Regions from separate parts of the Homo sapiens genome. Here region 1 is linked to region 2. A link is an interaction called in ENCODE POLR2A ChIA-PET data of the cell type or tissue named here. Cell type or tissue: endothelial cell of umbilical vein. All regions are shown on one strand. Each heading gives the region's core, and the rest is flanking DNA. Links, peaks and the distances in the headings are about the cores only. Region 1 overlaps RNGTT (RNA guanylyltransferase and 5'-phosphatase). Region 2 overlaps RNGTT (RNA guanylyltransferase and 5'-phosphatase).

Region 1 (15,982 bases), core at 3,630-8,629, 68 kb after region 2:
TTTGCTTAACATGTGCTTCTATATATTTTATCTTTTATACTTTTCTTTGTTCTTCTTTTTGTATTATTGGATAGTTCCTCAAAATGCCCTATATTTCACACATCTGATTTTTAGCATAGCATATTTTTCAGAAATTTGAGAATGTAAAACATATGCTTTCTAAAATTTAATTAGCACATTTTTTTCTTTAGTGTTTCTAAGCAGACTTTTGCTTGGGGATGTATAACACACACTGAAACATACACAAATCATAAGTTTGCAACTTCAGAATTTATTTATTTTTTTGCATGTGAAGGTCCGGTTGTTCTATCACCACTTGTTGAAAAGACTATTTTCGTTTCATTGCTTTTGCTGTTTTGTCAAAGATCACTTGACTGTATTTATGTGGATCTATTTCTGGGTTCTATTCTGTTCCACTGATCCATTTGTCTGTTCTTTTGCCGATATTATACTGTCTTGATTACTGTAGCTGTATAGTAAATTTTGAGTCTGGTAGTGTCAGTTGTTGCTCTTATTCTTCTCCTTCAATATTGTGCTGGCTATTTTAGATCGTTTGCCTCTCCATACAACCTTTAAAATCAGTTTGACAATATTTAGAACATAACTTTCTGGGATTTTGGTTGGGATTGTGTTGAATCTGTAGATCAAATTGGGAAGACTGACATCTTGACAATATTGAGTCTTCCTATCTATGAACATGTGCTGTCTCTCCATTTATTTAGTTCTTCTTTGGTTTCTTTCGTTGGAATTCTGTAGTTTTTCTAATACAGATTTTTATATGTAGTTGTTATGTTATCCCTAAGTATTTCATTTTTGGAGGGTGCTAATGTAAATGTTATTGTATTTTAAATTTTGAAATTCACCTGGTATATAGGAAAGTGATTGATATTTTTTCTGTATACCATTGCTGGTATGTGGGAAAGTGATTGAGTTTTATATATTTGTGTCCTGAAACCTGGCTATAATTGCTTATTAGTTCCAGGAGTTTTTGTTTATTCTTTTCATACTTTCTGCATAGGCAATCATATCATTTGTGAAAAAAGACAATTTTATTTCTACCTTCCCAATATTTATACCTTTTACTTGTCTTACTTTATTAGCTAGAACTTCAGTATGATTTTGAAAGGAGTGCTGACAGAGAATATCTTTGTCCTGTTCTGACATTAATGAGAAAATATTTGATTGTTTTTTGATTCTTCCTCTCATATTAGCCAAACATGGAGGGCTGGGTAACTGGCCAATGTTTTAAAATTTTGCTTTCTTTATTTAATAGTGTGGAACTGCTAGCCTCAGATAAGTCATCCATCATCATCATCATCATATCATCATCATCAGTAATATATTGTTAAAATTAGACTTTTTCACTGGGTAATTGGTAGGAGCCTATAGGTTTTCTTGTGATAAGTTCAGTCCTCAGAAAGCACCACTCTTGTGGCATTTCAGGGCTTAAATTCTTAATACTCTTTGCTTGGTTTTCCAAGTCTAAAACACTGTTCCACATATGATTCTGTACAATCTCATATCTAGTCATATTGCAGTGCTGAGAATTGTAGTTCCAGAGAGGCATGTGTGGAGATAGGGTTTTGAGAATGTTCGTGAAATGTTTCACCTACCTAGTAGGTGAAATAATTTTTGAAAGGTGAAATAAAGATCCGCAGCTGTAGCAGGTAGATAGAAATGCCTCTTTCATTGCTGGATGGGAGACATATATTGTAAGAGAGTGATCACGTTTGATGTGGAGTACTTTTAAATAATAATTTAGCAGCTGTCTGTTGGTAGAGATTAATGAGGTAGAGTGGAAGAGAATGTCAGTAGAGTTGAAAATATTTAGGATCTTGGACACTAGGATGCTGAGTAGATTGTCCACATGTATGGTAGCATACATGAAGAAGACAAGGATGATTCAAGTACTAAAGTCCTTGTTGGTAGTTTGATGAATTACATGGAAAAGTTAGGGTTAAGATTAGAGTAGCTGGTGGTTATGATGCCAAAGGATTAGGACTCTTTACTCAAAAGTAATGTAGTGTCTTGGAAATAACATTGAATTTCTAGGAGAATGCAGATCCTACTGTTTGGATGGTTGTTTTGTGGCACATGTGTTTATTAGCTGCATGAGCTCTTTCAGCACCCCTTTCAGAATTTGCCCTTTTTCATTCTTTTTTTCTTGGGGCTGTTTAATTCATGAGCCCCGCCTTGCCTTTCCTGTTACTGTATCTGTGAGTGTAACAGACTATTTCTACTTGAAACCTTCCTCTTAATGACCTTCTCTTTTCTATAGTTCAGTTAGGTGCTAAGACATCATTTCAGGAAAAATGACTTTATCTTTTATCTACCAAAAAATATATTTAAGTTTTATATAATTTTGGGGAATACTTAATGTTATGAAGAATACTATTCTTGACATTAAATAATTTTTTCTAGGTCTCATAGATGTTATAATAACTGTATATTTCAAAATTAAATTTTCTAATAATTTGCTGTTTATTGAATTATGAACTGAAAGAAAGTAGGTTGAAGATATTAAAGGACTAGTATTATTATTTTTATTGAAACTGTGATGTGGATATAATTTTACCTATCAGCAAACAAATATGTTTAACAGAAGTCTTTTTATTTATTATGACATAAATGTATGGTCACATAAATGGTTTTGGCTAACTAAATATAGCTCTGTATAGAAAAAACATAATGATTAAATTTTGCAGTCATTTATTGCTGATTTTAAGAGAAGTTAATTTTATTAAAACTGTTCTCAGTATGTATCACAAATTTATTTTTCTCTTGTTGATTATGGCTTTTGCAGCACAATTACAAAACATTTTAAACTGGGTTTATCATACTCGTAATGAATTGGTAGTTAATTTCATAGCCTTATTTTATCAGTAACTGTGCATTCATCTTTAGCCTGACTTGATTTGGTTCCTGATGGACGAAATAAACTTTTTTCTTTTTTTCTATGAGTCGGAGTTTCACTCTGGTTGCCCAGACTGGAGTGCAATGGCAGGATCTTGGCTCACTGCAACCTCTGCCTCCCGGGTTCAAGCGATTCTTCTCTCCTGAGTAGCTGGGATTACAGGCATGTACCACTATGCCTGGCTAATTTTTGTATTTTTAGTAGAGACGGGGTTTCACCATGTTGGCCAGGCTGGTCTTGAACTCCTGACCTCGGGTGATCCACCCGCTTCAGCCTCCCAAAGTGCTGGGATTACAGGCATGAGCCACCGCGCCCAGCCCAAAGTAAACTTAAATTATGCTCCTGGTTAACCCAATGTCTTGAGCTTATGTTTCTAATATGCTGACTTTCAAAAAATGATAGTATATTTGGCTGTATTTTTAGGTGTTTAAGAATACTTAGGAACAATTGCACATAATGCTCAACCTGATGGAAATTACAGATGGTTAAAAGAAAATAAACTGTTAGATGTTGACTCATCTTACATCTGTATAGAAGAATGATTTTAAAATGATGTGAATAGGCCGGGCGCGGTGGCTCACGCCTGTAATCCTAGCACTTTGGGAGGCCGAGACGGGCGGATCACGAGGTCAGGAGATCGAGACCATCTTGGCTAACACGGTGAAACCCCGTTTCTACTAAAAGTACAAAAAATTAGCTGGGCGTGTTGGCGGGCGCCTGTAGTCCCAGCTACTTGGGAGGCTGAGGCAGGAGAATGGCATGAACCCGGGAGGCGGAGCTTGCAGTGAGCCGAGATGGCGCCACTGCACTCCAACCTGGGAGACACAGCGAGACTCCGTCTCAAAAAAAAAAAAAAAAAAAAAAAAAAAATGATGTGAATAGACTTGGATGGTGAAGGCATGGGATAGGTTAGTTATCATTTAGGTTCAGAGGTTGGCAAAGTACGTGAAGGAATAGGGTTAAGGTTGCTGATTAGTTTGAGGAGACATGATATAGTTCAGAGTGGTTTATTAGTTTTCTGATAGTTGGAGAATATGAGTGTGTGTGTGTACACGTATGTGTTGTGTGTATATTTAGTGTATTTATATCTACACCTCCCCCCACTTTTTTTTTTTTTTTTTTTTTTTTTACTTATTTTTTTGTAGAGACAGGATCTGACTTTGTTGCCCAGGCTGGTCTTAAATTCCTGGCTTCAAGCGGTCCTCACACCATGGCCTCCCAAAGCGTTTGGATTACAGGTGTAAGCCACTGTGCCTGGGCCACATTTTGGGTAGGATGACCAGAAAAATTAAGCTGTAAAAGATCCAAAAAATGTACCTTTTAAATTCCATCTGTCTGATATGTCTGAAGTGAGATAACTGTACCTACTTAGTCCAGATATATGGTATGAAGAGGTTCTGAATACCTTGCATATTCCTTTTTGCTGTCTGAGAAGAAAGGGGTTTAAATGAAAGGCATGTATATATTTAGGATTCCTTTTACATACGCTAGACCAGAGTGGTTTTTGCTCTAGAGTGTACAAGGTGCCACCGTTGTTCTTCAGTGTGTCTCTAGAGCTTGCAACAAGCTAAAACTTATCTTTTGGTGCTTCAGGTCTAAACTGTATTACTGGCCAGACTTTAAGGATTGAGTTCAAAGTTCCAGTGTTGATTTGTATGTGAATAGTTTTAGGTCTCCATATTATTGTTTGGAAATAATGAGAATCTCTCCCCCAGCCTGTGTGCCCCCTGTGTCCCCATTTCCTCCTTAGACTGTGATTACTTCCAGGAAACAATGACATTGAAATTTTAAGTACTCATATATCTGGGTCACCTTTTCTAAGTTTTGGTGTATTGTAAATCAATGCTTTCTCTAGATATAATTAGAATAGGTTTTATTACTGATTCTAGGGTGCTCGCAAAGGTTTTTTTGAATGTTATTTTCAAATGGAAGCTTGAATGACTCATAGTTTCATATACTTGAGAACAAAAGAGTAATAAATTTAAATTGGTGGTGTTATTGGTTTAAGTACATTGCTTTTCCAATACCTAAAATATACTTTGCTTAGTCTTACCTCTGATACCTAGTATTTTATGTCAAATACCCCATTATGTGCTATGGGTTTTGTCCCACTCGTTCTGTTCATTCTTTTTTCTCATTAAAGAAGTTTTTCATTTCTTCCCCCTTTTGTGTACTTTGCCCTTCTTTTTGCGTGTTCTTAGAATTCTTAGTCTTAGCCTAGGGACTATAAGTGCACATATATGTCCCCATATACTGTATACACATATGTGCACCTCATGAGAAGATTGTAACTCACTAGACTGAAGTAGGATGGAATCTTCCTGGGAGATAATGTACATATAGAGGCATGGAAGATAACTAATAGAACTTTAATTTTGACATTGGAGCCTAATGACAATAAAATGAATGAAAGTCAGTATTCTTTAAAGGTGTTATGTCAAATCCCAGTGAACCATGTAATTACTTTGCTGCATTAAATTGTTGATAAATGCTTAATTTTAAGTACAGGAAATAAAATCACCGTAACAGAGGTATACATATTTTGCTATTTTGTTCACAATATATTTCATACAACATTCTAGATAGAAATCTTAGGTCTTATTTTTATATGATTTTGAGCTTTCTCTTTCTGTCCTAGCTTAAAATTGATACAAAGAATAGGGAAATGTTATACTTTTTTATATTGTGGAAAGTAAAGTTTATTTCTGAAAGTCTCACTTCCATTTTCCTGTTACTTTATTAGGCTGCAGAACATGTTTAGTTTACAGCTAAAATGCCATTTGGTATCCCAGTGTGGGTTGTCCTCATCCGGAGACATCAATGTCTATTAAAGTGAAGCTAAAGGTCTCATCTGTGATGGCTAACTGGGTCACTTTACTCATTAACAGAGAAGGCAACTATCGCATCATTCTACAGTCTGTCACTTCCGGAACAGCTTCTTGGCAATAATGCCTCACAGGGGAAGTCATAAGCTTTCCTGCTGATGGGTGTGACTTTGAGGACAGCTGAAATGGTATCAACTAGAGAAATACAGTGACAAAAACCTATTGGAATACGTTTAGGCCAACCGCATGGTCCTTGCTTCAGATACCAGCCTCAAGTTTGGGGGTCCCTAGGGCCTCCTTTACTTCAGACTTGCTGGCTTTAGATACTGAGGTCCCCACTGACTCCCTCAGATTTGATAATTCACTGGTATGACCCACAAAACTCAGAGCACTAAGAATTATAGTTTTATTATAATGAAAGGATACATACTAAAACCAGCCAAAGGAGAGACACGTGGGCAGAATCTGGGAGGGGCTCAAAAGCAAAGCTTCTGGTTGTGCTTTCCTGGTGGAGTCATGGATGCTGTTACCTCTTCCTGGCTATGATGTATGACAGTCCAGGGAAGTTAATGCAAGCTTTTGGTGTCCACAGTTTATACTGGATTTTGTTCACATACTGTCCCTGTGTCTGACCTTTAGTCTTTATCTCCTCCCAAAAGTTCAGGCTAATACATTTAGTTTCTAGTTTCTTTGGAGATCAGAGCTGACAGGGTATTCCAGGAAGCTCCCATCATGAGTCACATTGTTAGACTCTCCAGTGACTCCAGGTACTCTTATCAAGGAGGATATCCCCTGGGCCTAGAGATCGTTTCCCAGTAGCTGAGGGCAAAGGCCAGGCCCTCTCTTTGGTAAAGTGAATTCCTCAACACACCTATTTAAACAGAGGGTATATTTTTGCAATTTCTCATATTACTCTTTATTTGAAAATCTTAAATTTTATTTTACAAATAAATGATTTTCCCTTAATGTTCAAATTAGAACTATTTAGCCTTTTCCTTTTTTTTAAATCTCTCTACTTTTTCTCCCTCATGACATCCAGACTAGTCATTTATGCAGTTTAGTTGTATTTTTACTGCATTATGTATTTATGGCCAAATATCCATTGTATTCGTATATTCATTTCAAAAGTACTTACTATTCTTCTAAACTGATAGGTCATGCTTTTCTATCCACAAAACAAATACTCACTTATATTTCTTGTCAGCTGCAATCTGGATACAGAGTATAGCATGAACAAAGGTTTAATGATATCAAAGTATATAAATATTTTAGAAAAGGTGAGCATTTCATTGTGATTTGATTATAGACATATTCAGGAGAGTTTTCCCAGGAAAAAAAGGGCTTTAAAAGCTATACTAAGGCAACTTGGACTATAGACAGTGAAGGGCATTCAAATATTTTTAGATATGACCATGACACACAACAAATTGTTTGTTTTAGAAAGTCAGTGAGTAGCATAGTGAGTAGAAATAGTTTGAAGAAAGGAAATTCACCTAGAAGCAACTCTATATGCCCAGTTAGGACGTTATTACTGTTGTCTTCACTGGAGATATATATAGGTAATAAAGGATGATTTATTAGGAAGTTATTAACTTATGAGAGATGACTTTAGCTTTTTTTTAAAATCTTACCCCTTTCATAATACGTACACAAGTCTAATCAACTTTTAAACTTCTCTAACAGTTTTTTATGTTTTCATTTTATAAAACCTCTTGTGATAATACAGCCTATGTATTTTTCTACCTAACCTATAACCTATGGTTATAACCTAGCCTTACCAGCTTATTTTTATAGATTCTTGCACTGTGTTATTCATTTTATATTTATTTAACACACATTTGTTAAGTGAGAGCTTACTGTGCACCAGATTATTGTAATAGATGTTGAAAATACAATGAATGTAAGATGTGATTCCTGACCTCAAAAAGCATACATATCAATTTAGTAGTCAGACAGATGGGAAAAGCTTGTGATGGAGGGAAGCATAGGATACTTTGATAGTTTATTGAAGGAGCATATAACCTAGACTAGAGTAGAGATTAGGAGAAGTTTTTGGGACTCTGACACTCTAGTTTAGAATAGCAGCTAACAATATGGACTCTGGAGCCAGAATGCATTTGGATTCTCAGTTTCTTGCTGTGTAACCTTAGGCAAGTTCTTAACTTCACCTTTAAAATGGGAATCACAATAATCCCTACTGTATATGGTAATTATGAGGCTAAAAATGTTACCGAGCAAAAGGGCTTGCTGCCTGATGTGCTAGAAGCCAATACTATGACACTTGAGTTTTTGGGAAAATAAAAGCTTTTTATTGCAAGTCGACTAACAAGAGGAAAGGAGTCCAGCTCAAATCTGTCTCTCTGTGCTGACTTTAAGGCAGTAATTTCATTAGAAAAGGTTTAGGGAGTGTGTTCAGGGATTGGTAGGTTATTGGTGGAAGGAGAGGAGAGGTCTGGAAAGTCCTCAGGCATGCACAGCTATTTATTCATACTACCTCATGGATCTCATGTGCAAGTTTCAGGGGGAGTTAGTATGCAGCCTGTGGTGGAAATTTGATCTGTGACACCGGCAAGTTCGTTCTGTGCAAACGCCAGTAGGCCATATCGGTTCCAGTTGATTTCAGCCAGGTTTTAAATCTCATAAGTGGAGGGAGTTTCAGCGTTTCAGCAATTTGTTTCTTTTTTTAATTTGCCACCCTGCAGGCTCAATAATTTCTGCCAGTCACTGGTTTCTTTAACTCTTTAGGGCATAGTTTAAAAATAAGTTAAAATATGTAAAGTGTTGGAACAGTACCTGGCATATATTAGTAGTTTTGTATGTATTACCTCCTTCTCTTGCTCTTCTCATCATTTTCTAAAAATGAATATGTAATTAGTACTCAGTAAATATTTGAATAAATCCTTAAATGATAGATGAAAATATAATTGCTGTTTTGTTTCCTTAGAAGTCTTTAAGCATCTCTATTGAAAGCATTTAAGGTAAAAAAACTATTTTATGTGTATTTAGGTCCATATTAACTCATAAATTCATGAGCTTCATAAAGTGTAATCTCATATGATATGTAAACAATGTTGAATTTGACTGCTTGTAGATGAGGATGTCTTCTCCAGTTGGTCTCACGCGTCCGTCTTACTGTATACCCTGTCCAGTTCAGGTTATGGCCTGGCACGTATAGACATTTGAGTTTGGGGTCTCCCCACTAGACCCTGCCACCTGCTCTTCCAAGATAGACATGGAGTAAACTCTTTTACATCTCAAACACTTAACACAGTGGTTGTCACTTATTGGTACTAAGTGAATGTTTGTTGAATGAGTGAATGATGCCTAAATTATGAAATAAAAAAGAATAATTAGAAATCTGATGAAAAGAACTTTTATTGTTCCATGAGGATGTGGTTGACTACTTCTTTGTGGATCTATGAAGGGATTTTGGTAAAAATAAGACTAACGGCAACCAAAATTAAGAGGGTATATTTTCTAGAGAAATTTTGTTTGAGATTTTCTAACTTGTCAAATAGGATTCACCAGAATTATTATGCCTCTTTTTAATTGCAATAATATTGGTTAATGAAAGAGCCAACAATAGTATTGCAAAAGCGATTTATATTTTGATTAGCTAACTTGAATGACATAGTTGTTTAGGCACTATTGGTAAATAGTGGCAATCAAGTCATTCTTTTTTAAAAGAAGATAATGATGTTGGCTTTGTGATGAGCAAGAAGGATGACTTGTAGGATTATTATTTACTGATTAGAAGGACATTCAGAGTACAGAAGCATTGAATAATCCTAACCTGAACTAGAAGTTAGAATTTGGGATTGAAAACCAATAAAGATTAGTATCCAGGGGAGTGCAAATTTCCATTTTTGGGGGGGTTTTAAAACTAAACCTTGGATTTGTGGGGAGTTATGAAAGCACATAAAAGAGTCAAGAGATAGAAGTTACTATATTGAGTATTCTCAGGCAATGAGTTGAGGCTTTGTGGGAATATCTGCTCAGAAGATGTCTGAGTAGAATAGACCAGAACTGAAAGGTGGAGGTAGTTTATTCTTTTTTAAGTATTCCATTGGTATATTTTCCATACTATAATGAATTGATATTGCCAATTCGTATTTCTAATAACATTGGAGATTGAGTTTCTTCTTCACTGTAGTCTTAAGCTGTCATTTTGCTTATTATTTTTAAAAGGCTCCTTTCTATGCTTTGTAACTTTGCAGTTTCTATTTTATTTCTCATGTTTCTAATGTCAAGCCTTTTGCATTATGTTTCTCTGCTTATGCATTTATAACAACTTGGTTTTCGGTTACATCATGATTCATAGACATAAAACATCAACTCAGAGTCAATCATATGGTAACCTTTGTCAGTTCCTCCAATCTTTGGTCCATGCTACATGCCCTCTGTAGGATATTTCAGATGGTATTCAAAGATAAGATTATGTTCATAAGTAAGCAAATTTAAGTTTTATAGGAAAAACCTTATGAAAAGTATCATGCTTTATTAAAAATTGATATATAATGTCTACTGTTTTACTTTTCATCCAATTATCTTCGAATTTTGTCTGGAGGGAAAATTATCAAGAAAATTGTAATTCTGAAAAGGATTGTATCCTAGTTTAGGGTGATTGACCAGATATTCCACTTTAAATTTCTCCAAGATTTTTCAATTAACCATTTCTAAATTAAGATTCTTTTATTTGTTAGAAGTGTTTTAAAAACATCTAGGGTAATTTAAGTAGAACCACGTTTCTGAAGAAAGATTGACAAGGAGAAATTGTAATTATGTCATCACATTTAAATGTTTTTACTGTCAAATTGAAATTAAGGTATTATTTAGGCACATTGGCCAAGGCTTATGTTGTTATTGGGTCCTCATATCCCATTAGCATGTCCTAATGCTGGCTTGGTTTCTAGCATTGGAAGGCAGTCAGGAAATATCTATCTCATGAACACTGCATGCAATTGTATTTTTATTGGGATGTTAATCAACCAGTGAATTATCTATGAAAAACTTAGCTTAGTACTTCTTACATTAGGATACCAGTGCAACTCATGAATAAGTTTTACTTTATATATAGAAAAGGAGAAAAAGAAACAGTAGGTTATTTTTTGAATGTAATATCAGACACAAAAGAATATCAAAGTGAGTTTAAAATTATATCTGTTATTTAAATTATTAAATAAAACCTGACTTTTCAAGTCGTGCTATTTTAAGCACATTGAGACTCTCTTTTTGACTTTTTGCTAACTCCTTTTTTTCATGGAGACTGTGCCTGACAGACTCTTCTCTCAAAGGCTGCCCATCATCGTTGCTGAATACACTTCCCAATGTTTGGTTTGACTTACAACCTTGGCCTCTCAATTTCTTTGAAATTTTCATCTCAGCGACTTAATTTTGAAATTTGGAAATTCATTCCTACCTATTACTCAGTATGCTAAATTTGGACATACTGCTTTGATACAACTTCCATCTTTAAAGGCAGCTGGGACATTTCATCAGCTTCACCATCCAGTGAGCTATGGCTGTTCCGTCTTCAGTGAAGTCCGGTCTTAGCCTTAGGAGGGGAGAAGTTGTTTTTATTGTGTACACTATCTCAGCCCAACTGGCTATTTTTTATATCTGAGATTATGAAATTCTTTACAGTTCTCCTTACTTTCTTAAAGTGGAAGTTGAGGTCGTTGATTTGTAACCTTTTTCTTAATTTTTTTTATTATAAAAATGGGTAAAAAATTTTTTTTTGCTTTTGTTAGGCGATATCTAATTCTGTTGCCCAGGTTGGAGTGCAGTGGTGCAATCAGGACTCATTGCAGCTGCAACCTCTGGGGCTCAAATGATCCTTCTGCCTCAGCCTCCTGAGTAGCTGCGACTTAGGTGCATGCCACCATGCCTGGCTACTTTTTAAATTTTTTGTAGAGACAGGGTCTCACTATGTTGCCCAGGCTGGTCTCAATCTCTTGGCCTTAAGTGATCCTCCCACCTCAGCCTCCCAAAGTGCTGGGATTACAGGTATGAGCCATTGTGCCTGGTCATTGATCTTCTTTTTAATTAGGTATTTCATGCAGCAAAATTTTCTGTAAATATGCTTTAGCTGCATCTCTCAAACATTAATCTACTCTGTTTTTGTTTTCATTCTGTTTAAAATACTTTAAAATTTCCCTTTTAATTTCTTCTTTTATTCTTGGGTTATTTAGAAGTGTGTTATTTAATTTTCAAATATTGGATGACTTTCCAAATATTGACATCTAATTTAATTCATTATGATCAGAGAATATACTTTGAAATGTGTTGTACGCATTTAGGAAAAAAAAGCATTTTTTCCTGGTTTGGGTGGAGTATTTTTATAAATGTCAATTAAGTCAGGTTGTTTTATAGTGATCTACGCTTCCATATCCTCACTGGCTTTCTGTCTGCTTGTGTTCTGTAAGTCTTTTCAAGATGTCTTTACTACTAGTGATTTTTTTTTCTATTTGTCCAGTCGTTTGCTCAGAGAAGAGTGTTAAATTCTCTATGTATAATTGAGGATTTCCCCACTATTTTTCTTATCTATTTTGTCAGTTTTATTTTGAAGCTTTTTTTAAGGTGTGTATACATTTAAGATTGTTACAGACTCCTGATGAATTGACCCCCTTTGTCAGTATGTATTGTTTTCATCTCTAGTAATTTCTTGTTCAGAAGTTCTCATTGTCTTATATTAATATAGCCTAGATGCTTCAGCTTTTTTCCATTAGCCCTGAATTTGACATCTTTTTCCATCTCTGTACTTTATACCTAACGGACTCTTTATGTACAAAGTGGGCTGTTGTAGACACTATTATATAGTTGGTTCCTTTTTTTTTTTTAAGAGGGATCTCACTCTGTCACTCAGGCTGGAATTCAGTGGCATGATCTTGGCTCACTGCAACCTCCGCTTCCCAGGCTCAAGTTATCCTCCCACAGCAGCTTCCCAAGTAGCTGGGACTATAGGTGCATGCCGCCATGGCCTGGCTTTGACTATGGTTTTGACTTTGGTTTTGACTATGATAAACCTACATTTTTTAAAATATTTTTTGTAGAGATGGGGTTTTGCCATGTTGCCCAGGCTGGTCTTGAACTCCTGGGCTCAAGCTATCTGCCTGCTTCTGCCCCTCAAAGTGCTGGCATTACAGACATACATCCAGCTGGTTCTTGATTTCTTAAAAAAATTTATTAATAATGACAATCTCTGCTTGTTGATTTTGTAATGTTGTGGTTTTTAGAAGAAATATCATTAGAATGAAAACAATCTGGTTTAAATCTACTATCATACTACTTGATTTACTACATGGCTTGCCCCATGTTTTCTCATTTACTTTTTTCCTTTTGTCTTGCCATCATTTAGATTACTTGAGAATGTTCTTATTCCATTATATCTCCACTTTTTGGGCCTATTAGATATATATCTTTGTGTATATTTTAGCAGTTGTTCTAAGGTTTATAGTGTCTGTTTTCACAATTTACTTTTAAATAATAGTATGCCACTTCCTAGTTGGGGTTCTTACCTCATTTCCTTTTATACAATTTGTTTTTACATATGTTATAAATCCTACAATACATTGTTAATATTTTTACTTTAATTAGTCAATTATATTGTAAGAAAAGAAAGAGGAACACAGATTTCTTATATTTATTCTAGTTTTTAACCATTCCAATGCCCTTCATTATTTCAGTTTAGATACAGATTTTATTCTTGTATCATATTCCTTCTACCTGAAAATTTTCTTTTAAAATTTCTTATATTCTAGCTTGGTGGAAATATGTTTTATCAGCTATTGTCTGTCTGAAAAAGAACTCTACTGTGCCTTTATTATTGAAAGATATTTTCATTTGCTAAAGATTTTTGGATTGACATTGTTTCTATTAATATTAGTATGTTAAAGGTGAGGTTTCATTGTCTCATGGCTGGCGTAATTTCAGATAAGGAGTCTGCTGTCAATCTTATTTTTGTTCCTCTGCCTGTAATCTTTTCCCCCTTCTTGCTGGGTTTTGACTATGATAAACCTACATTTTTTTTTTTGTTTTTCTTAAATCTTTCTTCCTGTCCTCTTGGAGTCCATTGGGGTGTGTGTTTGTGTTTATGTGTTTAATTAATTTTGTAGCAATTGGAGGCATTATTTCTCTCAGTTGGTTTCTTTGCTTCCTTGTATCTTTCTTTTTGTTTTCGCATTCCAGCTGTACAAATGTTCTGTCTTTGGCTGTAGTCTCCCAGCTCTTTGATTCTCAGCACTGTTTCTTTTTTCCCTCTTTTTTTCTTTTTGTATTTCAGTTGGAAAAAGTGCCACGTACGTTTCTTCTTTAAGTTTAGTGACTTTTCTCTTCTGTGTCCAGTCTGTGGATAATCTCATTGATTATCATTCCCACTGATTAACATTCTTTTTCTCTGATGTTGTGTGTTTTTATTTCTGCATTTTCAATTGTTTCATTTTTATTGTTTCCATCTCTGCTGAAACTCCATATCCGTTTATGCATGTTTTCCACTTTTTTGTCTAGATCATTTACAATGTTATTTTTATTTATTTATTTGTTTTATCAACTTTTAAGTTCAGGGTACATGTGCAGGATGTGCAGGTTTGTTACATAAGTAAACACATGCTATGGTGGTTTCCTGCACAGATCATGCCGTCACCCAGGTATTAATTCAGCATCCATTAGCTATTCTTCCTAATGCTCTCCCTCTCCCCATGCCCCCCACAGGTGCCTGGTGTGTGTTGTTCACCCCCATGTGTCCATGTGTTCTCATCAATGAACTCCCACTTATAAGTGAGGACATTCAGTGTTTTGTTTTTTCGTTCCTACGTTAGTTTGCCGAGGATAATGGCTTCCAGCTCCATCCATGTCCCTGAAGGATACGATCTTGTTCCTTTTTGTGGCTGCATAGTATTCCATTGTGTATATGTATCATATTTTCTTTATTCAGTCTATCATTGATGGGCATTTAGGTTGATTCCATTACTTTGCTGTTATAAATAGTGCTGCAATGAATTTACACATGCATATATCTTTATAATAGAATGATTTATATTCCTTGGGTATATACCCAGTAATGGGATTGCTGGGTCAAATGATACTTCTGCCTTTAGGTCTCTGAGGAATCACCACACTGTCTTCCACAATGGTTGAACTAATTTACACTCCCACTCACAGTGTAACAGTGTTCCTTTTTCAGGCCGGGTGCGGTGGCCCACACCTGTAATCCCAGCACTTTAGGAGGCCGAGGCAGGCAGATCACGAGGTCAGGAGATTGAGACCATCCTGGCTAACATGGTGAAACCCCCTCTCTACTAAAAAGACAAAAATTAGCCAGGTGTGGTGGTGCGCGCCTGTAATCTAGCTACTTAGGAGGCCGAGGCAGGAGAATCTCTTGAACCCGGGAAGCAGAGGTTGCAGTGAGCCGAGACTGTGCCACTGCACTCCAGCCTGGGCGACAGAGTGAGACTCCATCTCAAAAAAAAAAAAAAAAAGCGTGTTCCTTTTTCTCGACAACGTTGCCAGCATCTGTTGTTTTTTGTAAATGTTATTTTTAAAGTCTTTGATAATTCCAAAATATAGACCCTCTCTTTGTCTGCTTCTGTTGACTGCCTTATCTTTGAATATAGGCCATTTATTTTTCCTTTGTGTATGTGTGTGTGTGAGACAGAATTTTTAAATTAGACGTCTTTCGTGGATTTTTCTTTCCTATATGAACAAAAGAGACTGAGGTAAGTATCTTTATGCTTGGTAACAGGCATACTTCTTTTAGTTTGTTAATAGGCTTCATTTGTGGGTGGGGAGGGGTAGTGGTTGAATCAGCCTGTTCTATGTGTTGCTATATAATTACATCTTCAGTGCTCCAAAGAATTTATATTTTCTCAGCAGTTGGCTGCTGTTACTTGTATTTATTGTAATGCCTAGAGTATAAAAGGGTTTTCTCCTGGTGTTTCTGTTTCACGTTTAGCTTTCAGTAGGCTCTGCTCCCCTGTACCACAGAGTGTTCTATTTTCATACTTCTAGTACTTTTCCCCATATGTAAACAACTGTTTCTTGCCGCTCAGTGCCAGACTTGTGAAGACTGTGGAGTTTTCTTAGTTTTTCTTCTCCAGCCTTAGTATTAAGCAGAACCTGAGCACCTGAATCGCAGGCATGGGGTTTTCCTCAGTGGGTCTTCCCTCTCCCTCTTGCCAGTGAAGTTTTGCCTTGCATAGGGATATTTTGTCAGGACCAAGTCTTTCTGCTTTTTATCAATATAATA
Region 2 (15,982 bases), core at 4,839-9,838:
TGTGAATTTCTAATGTGAATAGCAAAATAAATGTTTCAAAAATTATATATTTTTGGTTTTGCTAGTGTTCTAAGCTGTATAGCACAAGTTATCTCTCATTCTGCTAAATTTTTGGTTTCAGAGCTTAGCTAGTTTAACATAAATCTATAACTAGATGTTAAGTTTGAAAGTGTTTTTCTCTTAATGATATGGTTTTTGGTATGTCTGCTGCCCACTGCCTTGTTTTTTAATGATATTGGACATGTTGAGGTTAATAGATAAATTGCCAGTTTGTAATCTAAAAATGATGAACTCTCTCTGATTCATTCTGTATTCTCCTTTGAATAATTTGCCTTATTCTCTTTATATACTCGCAAGGTTGTTGCATTATTACAACAAAGCTTAATTTCAAATTTTATATTTCTAAGTTTTAAGATTTTTTTAATTTGAGACAGGATCTTGCTCTGTCACCCAGGCGGCAGTGCCTTAGCACGATCAAGGCTCACTGCAGCCTTGAACTCCTGGGCTCGAGTAATCCTCCCACCTCAGTCTCCTGAATAGTAGCTTAGCCTCCTGAGTAGCTGGGATTATGGGAATGTGCCACCCTGCCTGGCTATTTTTTAAATTTTTTGTAAGGATGAAGTCTCCTTATGTTGCCCAGGCTGGTCAAGATATTAGTAGAAATTTTATTCTTCCTCAGCAACATTTTATTTTTTTCTTTTGTAATCCATATTTTTTTGCATCTATTACAGTTTTGCTATATGTATGTATTCATTTAGCAAGTTGAAATAATTATTTTAACAGATATTAACATAGAAGTCATTAACTATTTCATAATAAAATGTTTTGGAATAACTGGCAGTACATATATATTAGCTTTTAAGTGTTATTTTGAAGATGACAGATTCTATTTAATTTTTATGAGTTTTGGAAAGTCTTAAGTGGCAGTTATACTCTTTGTATCATGCCATCTCCATCTCCATTTAACATGTAGTTACCTTAAAAGATATATATGGAGAAAAGAAGTGGAGCAGATACAACCTATTTTCATTATTAGGTGACTATAATGATATTTTAACATTATATGCTTTCTAGAATGTTTAAGTATTTTATTATATTTGATTTTTATTGGGAATATTTAAAAATATTTTCATTCATTTTAATTGTCTGCCTCTGTTGGAAACAATTTTTCCCCTCAGTTTAGCATTTTTTAGCTTTTTTAGGGTATTTTATAGGTAAGACATATTCATTTGACAAAATTCAGAAAATAACATTAAAAAAGAAGAAAATAAAAAAGAAATTTTATCACCTAGAGATTATCACTACTGTCCTTATGGTATTGACCTTTTTCTCTGGGTTATATGGCAGGTGTGGTTTTTATTATTATTATTATTTTTTGAGACGGGTTTTCACTCTTGTTGTCCAGGCTGAAGTGCAATGGCACGATCTCGGCTCACCACAACCTCCGCCTGCCAGGTTCAAGCGATTCTGCTGCCTCAGCCTCCCAAGTAGCTGGGTTTATGGCATGTGCCACCACACCTGGCTTATTTTGTATTTTTAGTAGAGACAGGGTTTCTCCATGTTGGTCAGGCTGGTCTCGAACTCCCTATCTCAGGTGATCCACCTGCCTTGGTCTCCCAAAGTGCTGGGATTACAGGTGTGAGCCACCGTGCCTGGCCTGTGGTTTTTATTATTAATGCTTTGTGTACTAATTCAAGTAGTTAAATAACAAGTATTTGATATTTATATGTTTATTTGTTCATATTATTTTGAACTTCCTTAATGAACTAGCCTTAAAAATTAATAATAATGTATAATGCAAAATTGAAACAGTGTAGAAATGAAAAAATGTGCCTTGTGTGCTTGCAGCAGTTATACAAAGAAAGATATAGATCCATAAACAGAATTTGGATCATTTACCCATTCTGCACCCTTCCCTGTGGATATGTGTTTTTGATGGATAAATGAAAATTAGCCTTTCTGCTTATTTTCAGAATATTAAAATTATATTTATTTAATATGTTGGGTTAGATTATGTTCAGAATCTATTAAATTGGTAGTAAGGATGTTAAGGATGTTGTTGAGACATACATTTTAATAGATACGTAAAAATGTCTTAACAAATGTCTTACTTCTGTGGGTGGAGAAAGAGTGGAAAACGTGAGGTCAAGGTGTCTATCTCTAGGCTTTACACTACGAAATGAACTGGGGATTTGGGATTGAGGCATACATTTAACCTCTTAGGAGTTTCATATTTTAGGTACTCTTTTTTTTTTCTGTTGAAATTTATTTTATTATCTTATTTTTTTGAGACAGGGTCCTCACTCTGTTGCCTAGGCTAGAGTGCAGTGGCACAGTGATTGCTCACTGCAACCTTGACCTCCTGGGCTCAAGTCATTCTCCCACCTCAGCCTCCAGAGTCGCTGGGATTACAGACATGCACCACTATGGCCAGCTAATTTTTAAAATTTTCTGTAGAGATATGATCTTGCCATGTTGCCCAGGCTGGTCTTGAGCTCCTGGGCTGTAGTGATCCTCCTGCCTTGGCTTCCCAAAGTGTTAGGATTACAGGCATGAGCCACCACATCTGGCCTTATATACTCTTTACTTTCTGCATTGCTTTCTTCACAGTATCATGGTAAGCTTTGGGCAAAATAATAAAGCCTGCAAAATTTGTCTCTTGTTTCTGCCATCCAACTTTTGTTGATTTTGTTCCTCCTCTGTAGTTGTGTACCCCTTTCTCTGTGTGTTGGTATTGTTAGACCCCTAGATGATTGGCTAAAGTAATTTTTTATGAAGTAATTGGTTAAGATGTTTTTGATTGCTAATGGAAATATCTAATTTCTCCTAGAACCAGGCTCCACCAAAAACAAAAGGAAAACCCTGAGTATTTATTGAATACCTACTCTGTTTTAGGATACTTTTTTCTGGGAGAGAAAAAATTTTGCAAGGTGTTTCTGGGCCAGTGTAAAATCTATCTTTTGCGCACTAGGATTTAAGTACAGTAGCATGGAAGAGGGACTTTCTGTGATTGAATAAGGTGAAAAGAGCCTGAGGAGGCTGTAGAATGGTCTTAGAGGCTATGAAATAAGAGTAACTGATTAATAGCTATGAGTCCTGGACTCCATCGTCGTTAAAGCTATGTCAGGATACAGTGTAGGATTTCTTTTTATTATCCTTATTTCATAATTTAATGGCAATTTATTATATCTCGTAACAATATTTAAACCAAGGATCTCTGAAATTGAGTGTAATAGGAAACCTGGATATAGTTAACAGTAAAAGGTATTGTGTAAGAATTTTGCATTAGCCTGACCAAGGCCTGAGGGCCTGGAGATAACAGTAAGTAGAGTGGCTTTTTTTTTTTTTTTTTTTTTTTAAAGAAATTGTGTTTTGCTATGTTGCTCAGGATGGTCTCAAACTCCTGGCCTCAAGTGATTCTTCCCTGTTGGCCTCCTGAAGTACTGGGATTATAAGTGTGAGCCATTGAACCCTGCCTGGAGTGGTTTTGACAGGAAACTTTAATGGATTTGAAAACATTGTAGAATAGGGAATATTTCTGAAATGTAAAGCCAGGTAATAGAAACAGAAATATGAAAGTTATTGAAAATGAAACAGTGAGAAATTTATATTAGTTGTAATAGGTGAATTGATGGAGACTAAGCCACTGTAATCTCAGAAACAGATGAAATGAAAGTTTGTTTGATGGAAGAATTAATTGTGTTTCGTGTATTTCAATAAACTCATACTTTTAAAAATGAGATGTCTTTAGTTTTTATAGTTCTGAGTACTTTTGGTTGCAGTTTTTGATCTCTAATAATTAAGCATTTAAAAAATCTTCTAATTTGGAATTATGTCAGACTTAGTAAGTCTTCCAAAAATAGTACAAAGAATTTCCATGTGCCCTTAACCAGATTCCTCAAATGTTAACATCTTATATTATTACAGTACAATGGCCAAAATCAAGACATTAACATTGATGTATTGATTATTGACGTTATTCAGATTTCACCAAAAGTGTCAATATTATGCCCTGTTTCTGGTCCAGGATCCAGTCCAGGATCACGTGTTTCATTAGGTTGCCATGTCTCTTCTTTTTTCTGCAATAATTCTTTTTTTTTTTGAGACGGAGTCTCGCTGTTGCCCAGGCTGGAGTACAGTGGCGCGATCTCTGCTTACTGCAGGCTCCGCCCGCTGGGTTCACGCCATTCTCCTGCCTCAGCCTCCCGAGCAGCTGGGACTACAGGCGCCCACCACCTCGCCAGGCTAATTTTTTTGTATTTTTAGTAGAGACGGAGTTTCAACGTGTTAGCCAGGATGGTCTCGATCTCCTGACGTCGTGATCCGCCTGCCTCGGCCTCCCAAAGTGCTGGGATTACAGGTGTGAGCCACCGCGCCCGGCCTCTGCAATAATTCTTTAGGCTTTCTTTCATAACTTTGACACTTTTGAATAGCATTGGCCAGTTATCTTGTAGCTTGTCTCTCAGATTGAGTTTGTTTGATGTTTCCTCATGATTCAAGTTGGGCATGCTTGCAAGAACATCACAGTAGTAATATTCTTCATGTCATTTCAGGAGGCACATAATGTTGAATTCTCCTATTAGTGATGATGTTAACTTTGATCTCTTGATTTAGTTGGTGTGTGCCAGATTGATGAAGTTATTTCTGTTTATTATTTTATTTTTGGTTTGTACTTTATTTATTGATAAAGGCATGTCTGCCATGATAAAGTTATTTTTCCTTTGTACTTAAGAAGCTGTGAGGGAGATACTCTGAGATCATGTAAATATCCTATTTCTTATACTTTTCGCCATTATTTTTAACATTCATTAATGATTCTTACCTGAAACAGTTACCACTGTTATGTTTGCTAAGTGGAATAGTGGAATTCAGCTCTTAGGAAGAACTTTCCCTTCTTTCTCATTTCTTTATTTTCTTGCTTTTTTTATTCCTATCAGTGTGGACTCATAGACACGTATTATATTCTGTGGGTTATAATCTGTTTTAGTAATTATTTTATTGCTCCAAATGTCTCATTTGACCGTTGAGAGCCCCATCAAGTGACTCCTGTCTTTTGACATCTCTCCCTCATTTTTTGAGTACTTTCTTGTTTCTGGCACCCCTAGATGTTGTGGACTTACCTTGTACTTTTCCTACCCCAGCCCTGGAATCAACTGTTTCTCTAAGGAGTGGTATTTAGAAACCAATTTTTGTGCACAAGTTGGGCTCATTAGTACTGGGATGTCATTTCTTCTAGGCCCTCTCAGAAGATAGAGCTAGGAAATATGTGTGTGTGTGTGTGTGTGTGAGTATATACATAAATACACACCTATATCTATTTCAGTATCTGTCTGTATGTATGTGTATGCATACATTTTTTTTTCAAAATCACGAGTTCGTACTGATACTTCCAAATCTAATGCACTGCCATAGGATTTATTGAATTTTTTCTCATTTTCTATTTGTAACTCCTCTCTCTGATAGGGAGACACTTGGTTTTCATTATCCATAATATTTACTATAATACACATAAAGTAGTTTTGGAATTGCTATCCAAAGCCACTGTGAGAAATCCATTTGAATAGAGTGTAATATTTGTGAACAGTTGGTCTGACTTTAGCCTTAGGGTATATAAAGTGTACTGTGTTCCAAAGTTACTTAATTATTTTCTCTCTTCCTGCCAAACCCTTTAGTGTAGATAGTTTTCATTTGTAATACAATTAGTTTCATTTGTTTCTGCTTATATTCTGAGTTTGCCCTCATCCTTTGTTGATTTTAATTTTTCATTTTTCTGAGTGTGTGAAACTCTACTATGATTCAGAGTATGCTCTGAGAAATGTTACTTTCTCCTATCCCTTTTAACCCTTTCCCTTTCTCTTATCTTTTCATTCTGTTCCTACCCACCCCCTTAAATAATCAGCCTCATCATTTTCTGATTTACCCTTCTTGCATTTCTTTTTGTACAGATGAGCAGATGCACTTTTCTTTTTCCCCTTTCTTTTAGGAAAGATACCATACACTTTAGAATTAGATAGTCTTTTCACCTTGCTTTTTCCACTTAACAGTATGTTCTAGAAACCACTGCATTTCACTTCAGATATTCTCATTCTTTTTTTACAGCTGCATTGTACCCATTGTGTGAGTAGTTTATTCAACGACTCTCCTATATAGAGATATTTAGATTGTTTCCAGTATTTTGTAATTACAAATGATGCTGTGATGAATAACTGTGAGCTGACTTTCCCTCCATATTGTTGAAAGTCTAACCTCAGGGTCAATTTCTAGAAAGAAGGATTGCTGAGTTGAAGGCTGGGTGTATATGAAGTTTAGTTAGATACCACGAGTTTCTGCTCCAAAAGGGTAGTGCCAGATTGTATTCCCACAGGCAGTTTGTGAGAATGCCTGTACCACCACAGCCTTGCTAACAGAATGTGTTGGCAAATTTTTTCACCAATCTGGTTAGTGAGAAATGGTATTTCATTCTAGTTTTAATTCTGAATGGAGTCAAACATCCTCTCATATGTTTAAGGGCTATACTTATCTTTTTTGTGAATTATCTGTCCTTGTTTCTTTTCTGTTGTCTTTTGACTTTGTTCATGTTTTTTTGCCATACAAAATTTTATTATTTTTATGAAGTCAAGTTTATTAATTTTTATTGCCTCTTGATTTTGATTTATAGTTAGAAAGCCTTTCCTTATACTGAGATTGAAGAAGAATTCTCTCATATTTCTTCTAATATTTGTATGGTTTGATTTTTTTAATCTGGAAGACTTTTTAAATTATAGGCAATCTAACATTTCTACAAATTTAAAAACTCCTTTTATTGTCATTGTTATTATTATTACTTTGCTGTGAAGAATTAATGCATAAATTCATTTTGAGTGAAGGCTGTCTTCTAAGGTTGGAACTGAGTCATGCTGATCCACTTGGAAGTATGTCATCCTGATAGTGACCACCTTGCCTGTGTACTGGGTGTTAATATACAGAAGGCTTATTTTAAATGTACTATTCAGCAGTGTGTTTTGTTATTTCTTTGCAGTATGTTTTATAATAATGGAAGGCTTTTGAGATGAGAAATATATGGTTTTGGTAGGAGTTGAGGTCAAAAGGAAGGCCTAGTATCTCTAATTCTGATCCACAGGGTTCTAACTTAACTTTGCAAAGTAAGACATGGATTTACAACTGTTTTATATAGTGCATGCTGTGCACCTACTTCCCAAATGCACTTCGATTTTTTTTTTTTTTTTTTTTTTTTTGTCATAAAGAGTCTGGGCTCCTTCCTGTTCTTCTCTCTACAACTCAGCCTGTACCTGAGTGGTACTAGCTATTCTTATATTGCTTTTCTATGGAGGAAAACACAGTCTTCTAGAGCTGAAATCTTAAGAATGTTTTGGGAAGATTAGAGAGCTTCTTTAGAAAAAGTTTCCAGGCATTTAATCATACTTAGTATCTTAGTTCATTTGTGCGGCTATAGCAGGATACCTCAGATTGGGTAATTTATAAACAACAGAAATTTATTTTTCATAGTTCTGGAGGCTAGGAAGTTCAGAATCAAGATGCTAGCAGGTTCAGTATTTGGTGAAGGTTGCTCTTTGTTTCCAAAATGATGCCTTGTTGCTGCATCTTCCCATGGCTGAAGGGGCGAATGCTTTGTGCTCAAATGGTGGAAGAGCAAAAGGGCCTGGCTAGTTACCACCAGCTCTTTTGTAAGATCACTAATCCCATGCATGAGGGCAGAGCCCTTGTGGCCTAATCACCTCCTAAAGGTTCCATCTCTCAGTACTGTTGCACTGGAGATTAAGTTTCACCATGAATTTTCAAACCGTAGCACTTGGTTATATTTTAACTTGTTGAATTTTTGAATTTTTAAATTTTATTTAACTTTTTCCTGAGCTTTGAAAATTATTTCTTGTTACATTCCCCACCACTAAGACTTTAGTAATACACTAAATTATAGTTTCTGTTTCTTGGATTCCTCTGTGTGTCAGGTACTGTGCTAGGTTCTGGGGAAACAGCAGTGAGCAGTGTGGATACTGTCCCTATCTCATAGAACTTGCAGATAACTATTTAACTAATAATAAATTATTTGTGGATAATTGATTAACAGCTTGGCACAAATTCAATTTAGAGCTTCAGCACATATCTCATAGCCAGATAAATTCCCAGTTGATTAAATAAGTGTAAATAAAATTTATTTTCTGAGAAAACAAGATAGCAGAATAAATTAGGTTAGGTATACCTCTGGCACATGTTTCCTCAGCATTCTTTGGATATTTAGGTAGTTGGACCTTGGGTTTAGGAGAAGAATATGGATTGAAAGTACAGATTTGGGAGACAATAGTATGTGATAGTAAAGACAGGGATGTGGACAGGCTGTTGAGTAGAGGAAGCAATGGTGACTGAGAGTAGGGGAGGTGGGAGAAAACCAGGAGAAATATCTGTCATTCAAGCTAAGGGAAAGTAAAAATGTCTCCAAAGAAAGGTTAAATCTTATAGAGAATTAGTAAGCTAAGGAGTGAAAAGTGTCTGTTGAATTTAGCAACAAGATATTTGGGATTGGGTTGGGATGTTCTCAGTTTTTGTATAGTATAGAGTAGGGCAGTGGGAGTAGGTTGAAAGTGATGACACTTTTCCTTTAAACATTTCCTCTCTTTCTTCCTTTGGCTGTTGTTAACAAATGTCTCTCCTGAGGGAGATTCCAAGACAGCAAAGAGAACATTATTAAGAGTTAGTGAAAGTACCTTATTTCATCCAAGAGACAGGTATGGCAGGGCTTTTTATCTGTCAGTGTCTGCCTGCCTGCCTGTCTGTCTCACATTGAAATTCAAATGTGAGATAATTGGCAAAAATTGTTCATTAACTTGTGTATTTGGAATAAAAATGAAGTTGGACTTTTCCTATCAGATAGTGGGACTTTCGATTTGGCTGAGGTTTTGCTAGTGAGAGTTGGTCAAATGAGTTTTACATAGCAAGCATTTTTGTGTAGATTAAATCAGCCAAAACTGCAGTTTTGGGATTTTGATGAAAATAGACTTCAAGCATTTGATAAAATAAAATCATTTTATTTAGCCATAATATTGGTGAAGGTGTATTGAAATATAACACTCCCTCTGCCCCCTGCCCCCACTTTCAGAGTTAAACAAAATGATTCTCAATGAAAGACTTGCAGTTACACTTGATAGTCGCTTTACTATGTCTTTATGCCTCCTTGATTAGATTGTCCTTCAATTTTGTTGAAAGCTGCCAAATAATCAAAGTGTATTTTAAAGGAACTCGTTGAATTTCTGACATTCCCTAAAATACATTTAACTTTTTTCTTAATATTTCTTTTGTCTTGAGTACTCTTGTTTCATTATTTTCATGGCTTTCCCCAGGAGGGGGGAGTCAGTTCTACTTGAGTGTAAATATAATACCAGGAAAAGTGATATAATGTTACTACAGTTACAGTTGGAATTGAACTGTCTTGTAATTGTGAAATCTGCTTTTTCACACATATTCTGGGAAAAGATAGAATTTTATAATAGGATTTATCTGTGTACTTAGTTTATTAGCAGATTTTGTAATGCAATTAAATAAATTGTCTTCAAAATAATTCAACATCAATTGAAAGTGATGAAGACTTAGAACTATATAAAAATTTTAGAATTAATTTTCATGCCTTTTATTTTAATTCTTTCTGCTGAGAGTTTGAGTACTATAAATTTAATTTCAACTATTATTGAATCAGTAGGTAAAAACCAAATGGTTTTAATAAGTACTGTTGTAAAACAAATAGTAAAGTAAAAGATAATAACTCAGATTATGCTCGACACAGGAAAAATGTAAGGCTGTGGGAATAATGTAACAGACCAACAAAAGGGCTGGTGCTATGGTTGCAATTTTTACATATGTATCTATATCTGTATTTATATCTTTTGACTTACATATTTATATAATACACACACATATACAAGCATACCCTGCTTCAAGAAAAACTGAATATAAAAGGTAAATTTGGGACTTGCTTTATAAGGAAAATTATTGCAGGGAATAAAAAAGCCACTTAGGCATTTATGGAAATGTAATTTATATTCAGCTTTTTATAACACATCTGTTTAAGTAGGTGAGGTACATTTGTATAATACTTCTTGAAGGAAATTATAGACAGGTTTATTTTCCTGCATCCTGGTCTGGGAATTTCCTCCCTCCCTCCCTTCCTTCCCTTCTTCCTTTCATTCATTCATTCATTCATTCATTCATTCATTCATTCAGAAATTATATTGGAAACTTATTTACCCCTAGGGCTCTGTGTTAGGTGCTGCATGGATTAGGACTGCTTAAGACAGAATCCTCAGCTTTAAGTTTTTCCTGTAATCCAGCTTTAAGTTTTCGTTCTAAACTTTTTCTGTGAAGGACGTAGTAGTAAATATTTTATCATTTGTGGGTTGTGTGGTCTCTGTCTCAGATAAAAAGCAGCCATATCCCCCTGATTTTACATAAACCAAATGATGTATTTCAATAACATTTGGTGGGTGTATTTCAATAAAATTTTATTTACAAATTAGCAGGTCACATTTGGCTTTTGGATCATAGTTTGACAACCCATCATTGAATACATTCTCCTTAAAAGACAGTCTTTACATCTTAAATGTTCTTTCTTTGTAAGAAAGTGTAAAAAGTGAGCTTAAGGTAGGGAAACATATTTAATATAAAGATTTTTTAAAATTTGCTTTTTTAAAGTTTTGAAGTAAGATTTCTTCCCATTAATTGTAAGTTCATGCTAAGCCATTGGTACTTTGACAAGATTTTTTATGTAATTTACTAAATGTATACATTTGAAAGACAAATTTTTTTTTTCTCATGAAAATCGTGTCCTATGCCTTTGTTAGAGCAGGGTGCTCAATGTGTGGTCATACTACATGTGCCCTAACAAATACACTTCGTGACTTGTGAATAGCGTGTTGTAGAAATAGTTGTTGTGTGGATAAACTGCAGTATGTTTAGGCAGCTTCTGTATTTGCTGCTGTAACAGTATTTATTTATTTATTTATGTAGAGACGGAGTCTCACTCTGACACCCAGGCTGGAGTGCAATGGCGTGGTCTCAGCTCACTGCAACCTCTGCCTCCTGGGTTCAAGTGATTCTCCTGCCTCAGCCTCCTGAGTAGCTGGGACTACAGGCGCATGCCACCACACCTGTCTATTTTTTGCATTTTTAGTAGAGACAGGGTTTCACTATGTTGCCAGGCTGGTGTCAAACTCCTTACCTCGTGATCTGCTCGCCTCAGCCTCTCAAAGTGCTGGGATTACAGGCATGAGCCACCGCGCCTGGTCTCTAAAGGTTTTTATACAGAAACATGCAGTTACCCCAGGTGGTTAATAGCTTGCTTGGGTCCCTTGATATGTATCTCATTAATAATGTTTGTAGTGTATGTTTATGCTAATGACTGGAGCCGAATGTTCAGACAGGTATAGTGTGGATAAGGTAATGAGATGCTAGACTAGAAAAGTTTTACATGCTGAGGAGAATATTAAAGAGGTTTCAGATGTCTCTGGAATAATTTTCAGTGAACTACAAACAAAAAAGTATATCTTATTTAGGAACAGAATGAGTCAAATTATGATCAATTAGGTATTGTGTATACTGCTTTCATTTAGATTTGTTCACTTAGCTCTTTATAAATTTCTTTTTGGCTCTAGTTTTCTTCTGAAAGCAAAGCAAATAGCTCCTGATATGTAACATAAGAACTAGAGATGAAATGAATATTGGAATTAAATAAGAATTTATCTCCTATCTTATTATTTACAAACAAATATCAGTTATAGCCATGACATCATATCTAGTATTCAGGAATTCAGCAGTAAATAAAGTTATGTCTGGGAAGGACTTTTACTTTTTTAATTGTTCTGGGGAAACTTAGAGTTTTTGTGGAGGTGTCTGAGGGACCAGACTCCACAAAAGTAAAATATTTGTTTCAAATCATGTAAGTAGATAGTGGCAAAATCAGCATCATTCTGTATTCTAGTACTTGGGCTTTTATAATTAGGTTTTGGCTGGGCGTGGTGGCTCATGCCTATAATCCCAGCACTTTGGGAGGCCGAGGTGGGTGGATCACTTCAGGTCAGGAGTTCGAGACCAGCCTAACCAACATGGCAAAAACCTGTGTCTACTAAAAAATAGAAAAATTAGCCAGGTGTGGTGGCTTGCATCTGTAATCCTAGCTACCTGGGAGGCTGAGACACGAGAAACGTTTGGACCCGGGAGGCGGAGGTTGCAGTGAGCCGAGATTGTACCACTACACTTCAGCCTGGGCTACGGAGAAAGATCCTGTCTCAAAAATAAATAAATAAATAAATAAATAAATAAATAAACAAATGAAATTAGGTTTAAGGTAGTTTTTCCTCATAATAATGGAAATTATACTAACTATACTAATTTTAGGACTCAGTTAATGTTTAGTGTCATACCTCTGGTGATAACCAAAACTCTTAGAGAGAATGTAAGCCAGATCTCGTCATTTAAAGACCCCAGCCCTGTTTTTAATAGTAGTTTCATCAGAACTATAGTTAGGGATCCAGGCCAGTTTCCTTGCAACTGGATGGGACACAATAAAGCTCCTGTGTTTCTTTTTTATCACGGGGAAGTGAGACTACCAGAGAATATTTAGAGGTCAACTCAGAAACACTGTTTATTGATCTGAAGCTACGTTTGATGGTATCTTGTGGTAAATTGGTTTAAAAAGAAGGACTCTTTGACTCCCTCCCCAAGCCTAAATCTTTCTTTAAGTCCCCCTATATGAAACAGATAAAAGCAGTAATGCTTTGGTTGCTGCAAATTGAGGAAAGCATATGGGGTTGCATTCTGGTGTGGCGTCTGAGGTTACCATGGAACTTTTTAGGGCAGCATTTCCAGTTGCGCTACCATCATAGGAAACTTTTATTAAAAAAAAATTCAGAGATTCAAATTCATTAAGCCTGGATTGGTTCTGAGAAAATGCATTTTTGAAAAGCACCCCGATTACTTGTGATTTTTAACCTGATTTGGGAGCCGCTATCTGTAGTGCCTCATGGAACAAAATTTAAAAATCAGTGACCCAATTCAAAGTAGTATTTAGCCAGCTATTGAGTTAAGAACATATCTGAGAATTTCTCTGTTAGTTGGTGGAGACCCACATAAAATGCTTATTATACAGCACTCAATGCATATTAGTTATTGTTGTTATAACTGAAGACTGTTTTGAAAACCATTATTACATGAGAACCAACATTGATTTCCCAGAGTTCACTCAGAATTCTTTTAGGGTGTGGTATAGTTATTGCACAAGAAGAAAATTAAGCAAAGGCAAAACAATCTAACATTTTAAAACCAAATCTTTGAAATACCCATTGGTTAGTAGTCACATCTTTAGGATTTACTAAAGGATAAAAAGGTCCCTTAAATAGCAGTTTCTTTAATCAAATCCTAAGTATGAGAGTTACTACTAGTTAATAGAGATACTGTCTTTGAAATGGTATTTAAAAATAAAAACCAACCAAATTTATTACCTATTACCAAAATCTGCTAGAGAACTCTTAGAGCTGAGCAGATACAGATAAAACTTTGATTGCAAACATAGGTGCAACCCTAACTCAGAATTTTCAGTTGGCCAGGTTCTGGGGGCAGCAAACATGTGAAGCTTTGAAAGATTAAAACAAATGAATTTTTCGTTAATATTTTCAAACATTTTTTCCCCTATATAGAGCTGGGCTACTGGACCCAAACAAATGAGAAACAAGGAATACAGGATAAAGAGATTGAATTTGTCTCTTTGTTCATTCATGTAGTTAACAAATATTTATTGAACATTTACCATATGCCAGAGATTGTGCTAGCTATGATAGGCTTAGCAGGTAATTAGAACTAAACTATATGATGATGATGATGATTGTTTTTTGAGACAGGGTCTCACTGTTTTGCCTAGGCTGGAGTGGAGTGGCACACTCATGCCTCACTGCAGCCTCGACCTCCCACCTCAGCCTCCAGAGTAGCTGGGACTATAGGCGCGTGCCGCCACACCCAACTAATTTTTGTCTTTTTTTTGTTGTTGAGATAGGGTTTCCCCGTGTTGTCCAGGCTGGTCTCAAACTCCTGGGCTAAAGTGATCTGCCTGCCTTGGCCTCCCAAAGTGTTGGGATTACAGGCCTGAGCCACAATACTCAGGCATGATTATTTTTGTATGCTGCTTTTTATCTTAACATGAGTATATTTCATTGTTATAACATGTATTTTTAAAATGACTTAATTGCTGCCAAGAAAAAATAGTTCACCCTCGATTATAGGGGCATTTAGACTCCAGTTTTTTTGTTGCTATAAATAACTGTACTGATCTTCTTATACCCATCTTTGCATAAATTTTGACAAAAATAGTATTACTTAGATATAGTATGGAAACCTTTGAAGTCCTTGATATACCTTGCTAGAGGTTGTAGTGATACACTCCGAACAGCAGTGCTTGAGTGTACATCCTTGGCAATTTGGGGTAGTTTCACTTAATATAAGTAATGTAGCCAAGTTGACAATTGGAAAATGAATTTTTTTCTTAAAAGATTTTATTGATGTAAAAATTAAAGGAAAATGAATTTTAAAATTGCTTTGATTAGCAGTTTTTTTTGAATACTAGTGTGGTTGCACAAGTTCATTCTGTATTTTGGCTATAGCAACAGTTATAACAAGTAATACTTGTTGAACACTTAATGTGTATTAGGCATTGTTCTGAGTACTTTACATAGAACATTTATCTCATTTAATACTCACAACGCTGTAAGATAGCATTGTGAATAAGTAGCTTTTTCAAGGTCACAGACACAGTTATTGTAAGTAGCAGGACTGAGATTTGAATGCAAGTGATCTGGCCCCAGAGCCCAGAATCCTTTTTGCCAGGTCATGTCCTCATTATTTTTTCAATATTTTGATAGTTATTTTTACTGTTTTATGCTAATAGATGAATTTTTCTGTCTTAAAATATATTTTTTCTGATAATGTCTTCTGTCTTCCTCATAAAACATTAAAAAGAAATTAAAAAGTTCTCCCTGTGAGAACTTTTATCCCACCCCTTGGGATAATCAATATTAAGAGTTGGATGTTTGGTTTCTCGAGACATTATACCTTCATCTTCTTACCTGCTGTTTTCTTTCCTTACTTTCTGATCCTCCATATAATGGGATATGATATAGGCTGTTCTCTTATAAATAAATAATAGAAAAACTCTATTATTTTTTTTTCAAATTGCTTTGTGATGGTAATTCAAATTGCATTGCTCCTTTCACTTAATGGGATAATAAATATATTTGCAGACAATATTTACTGCTTTAATAGATAACTGTTAAGCTACTGTAAGCTTTAGAAGGTCTCAAAGACAATACAAGACACTAGAGGAAAGTAAAAGTACAATTCCTACTCTCAGCAGGAAAATGAAGTACAATTTAAGATGTAGTAAGAGATATAACAAAACTATGTATAGTACCAGACAACTAAGTAAGAGATACTAAAGAGCTAATAAAGAGCATTACTTGATACTGTATATGAAATATGACTGCTTGTTTTGATTTTAAGAGTGTGATATTGGGTGTTCATAGATGGATTTTTAAATTTTATATAGGAAATAAGTAAGATATATTTAGTATTGAATATTGATATTTAGTATTGAGTAGTGCTGCTGACCAGATGGAAGAACATTTGCTTTGACCCATCTCAGCAGTAGAGCTTATCTGTTAGATGAGGTGTTAACTGGATTTTCATATTTTTTTTTTTTACGATTCTGTGATACTTTCTTAACTCATTATTTGCTCACATACTCTTATTCATTATGTGTGATTATGGAAGTGGCAAATGCTGGCTTGGATAAAAAAGGGGAAAAAACTTTATCCTCTTTGTGAATCTGTGAAAAATTGTTTGAAATAATTATAGTTGATTTTTCTAGAATGCATGCTTTATACAAAAGAAAACTGAAAGTAATCAGCGAGTCAGGGACAAATGTAAAATAAAA

What was found. Peaks named below come from ENCODE experiments on the same cell type or tissue, not always from the same donor. Only the 100,000 strongest peaks of a DNase experiment are listed, where the experiment ranks them.
Region 1: POLR2A ChIA-PET joins it to region 2 with 10 read pairs; 2 of 35 experiments call an interaction of 5 or more read pairs at or near these places.

What each region holds. Positions count from the first base shown.
Region 1 is chr6:88,805,552-88,821,533 of GRCh38, reverse strand. The region is part of intron 11 of RNGTT (RNA guanylyltransferase and 5'-phosphatase); the gene reads left to right. Among named protein-coding and RNA genes, the nearest start is that of RNGTT, 150 kb to the left of the region's middle. In endothelial cell of umbilical vein, for the core only: no CTCF peak of the experiment used is centred there; no DNase peak of the experiment used is centred there; H3K27ac peaks cover 276 bases.
Region 2 is chr6:88,874,424-88,890,405 of GRCh38, reverse strand. The region is part of intron 8 of RNGTT (RNA guanylyltransferase and 5'-phosphatase); the gene reads left to right. Among named protein-coding and RNA genes, the nearest start is that of RNGTT, 81 kb to the left of the region's middle. In endothelial cell of umbilical vein, for the core only: no CTCF peak of the experiment used is centred there; no DNase peak of the experiment used is centred there.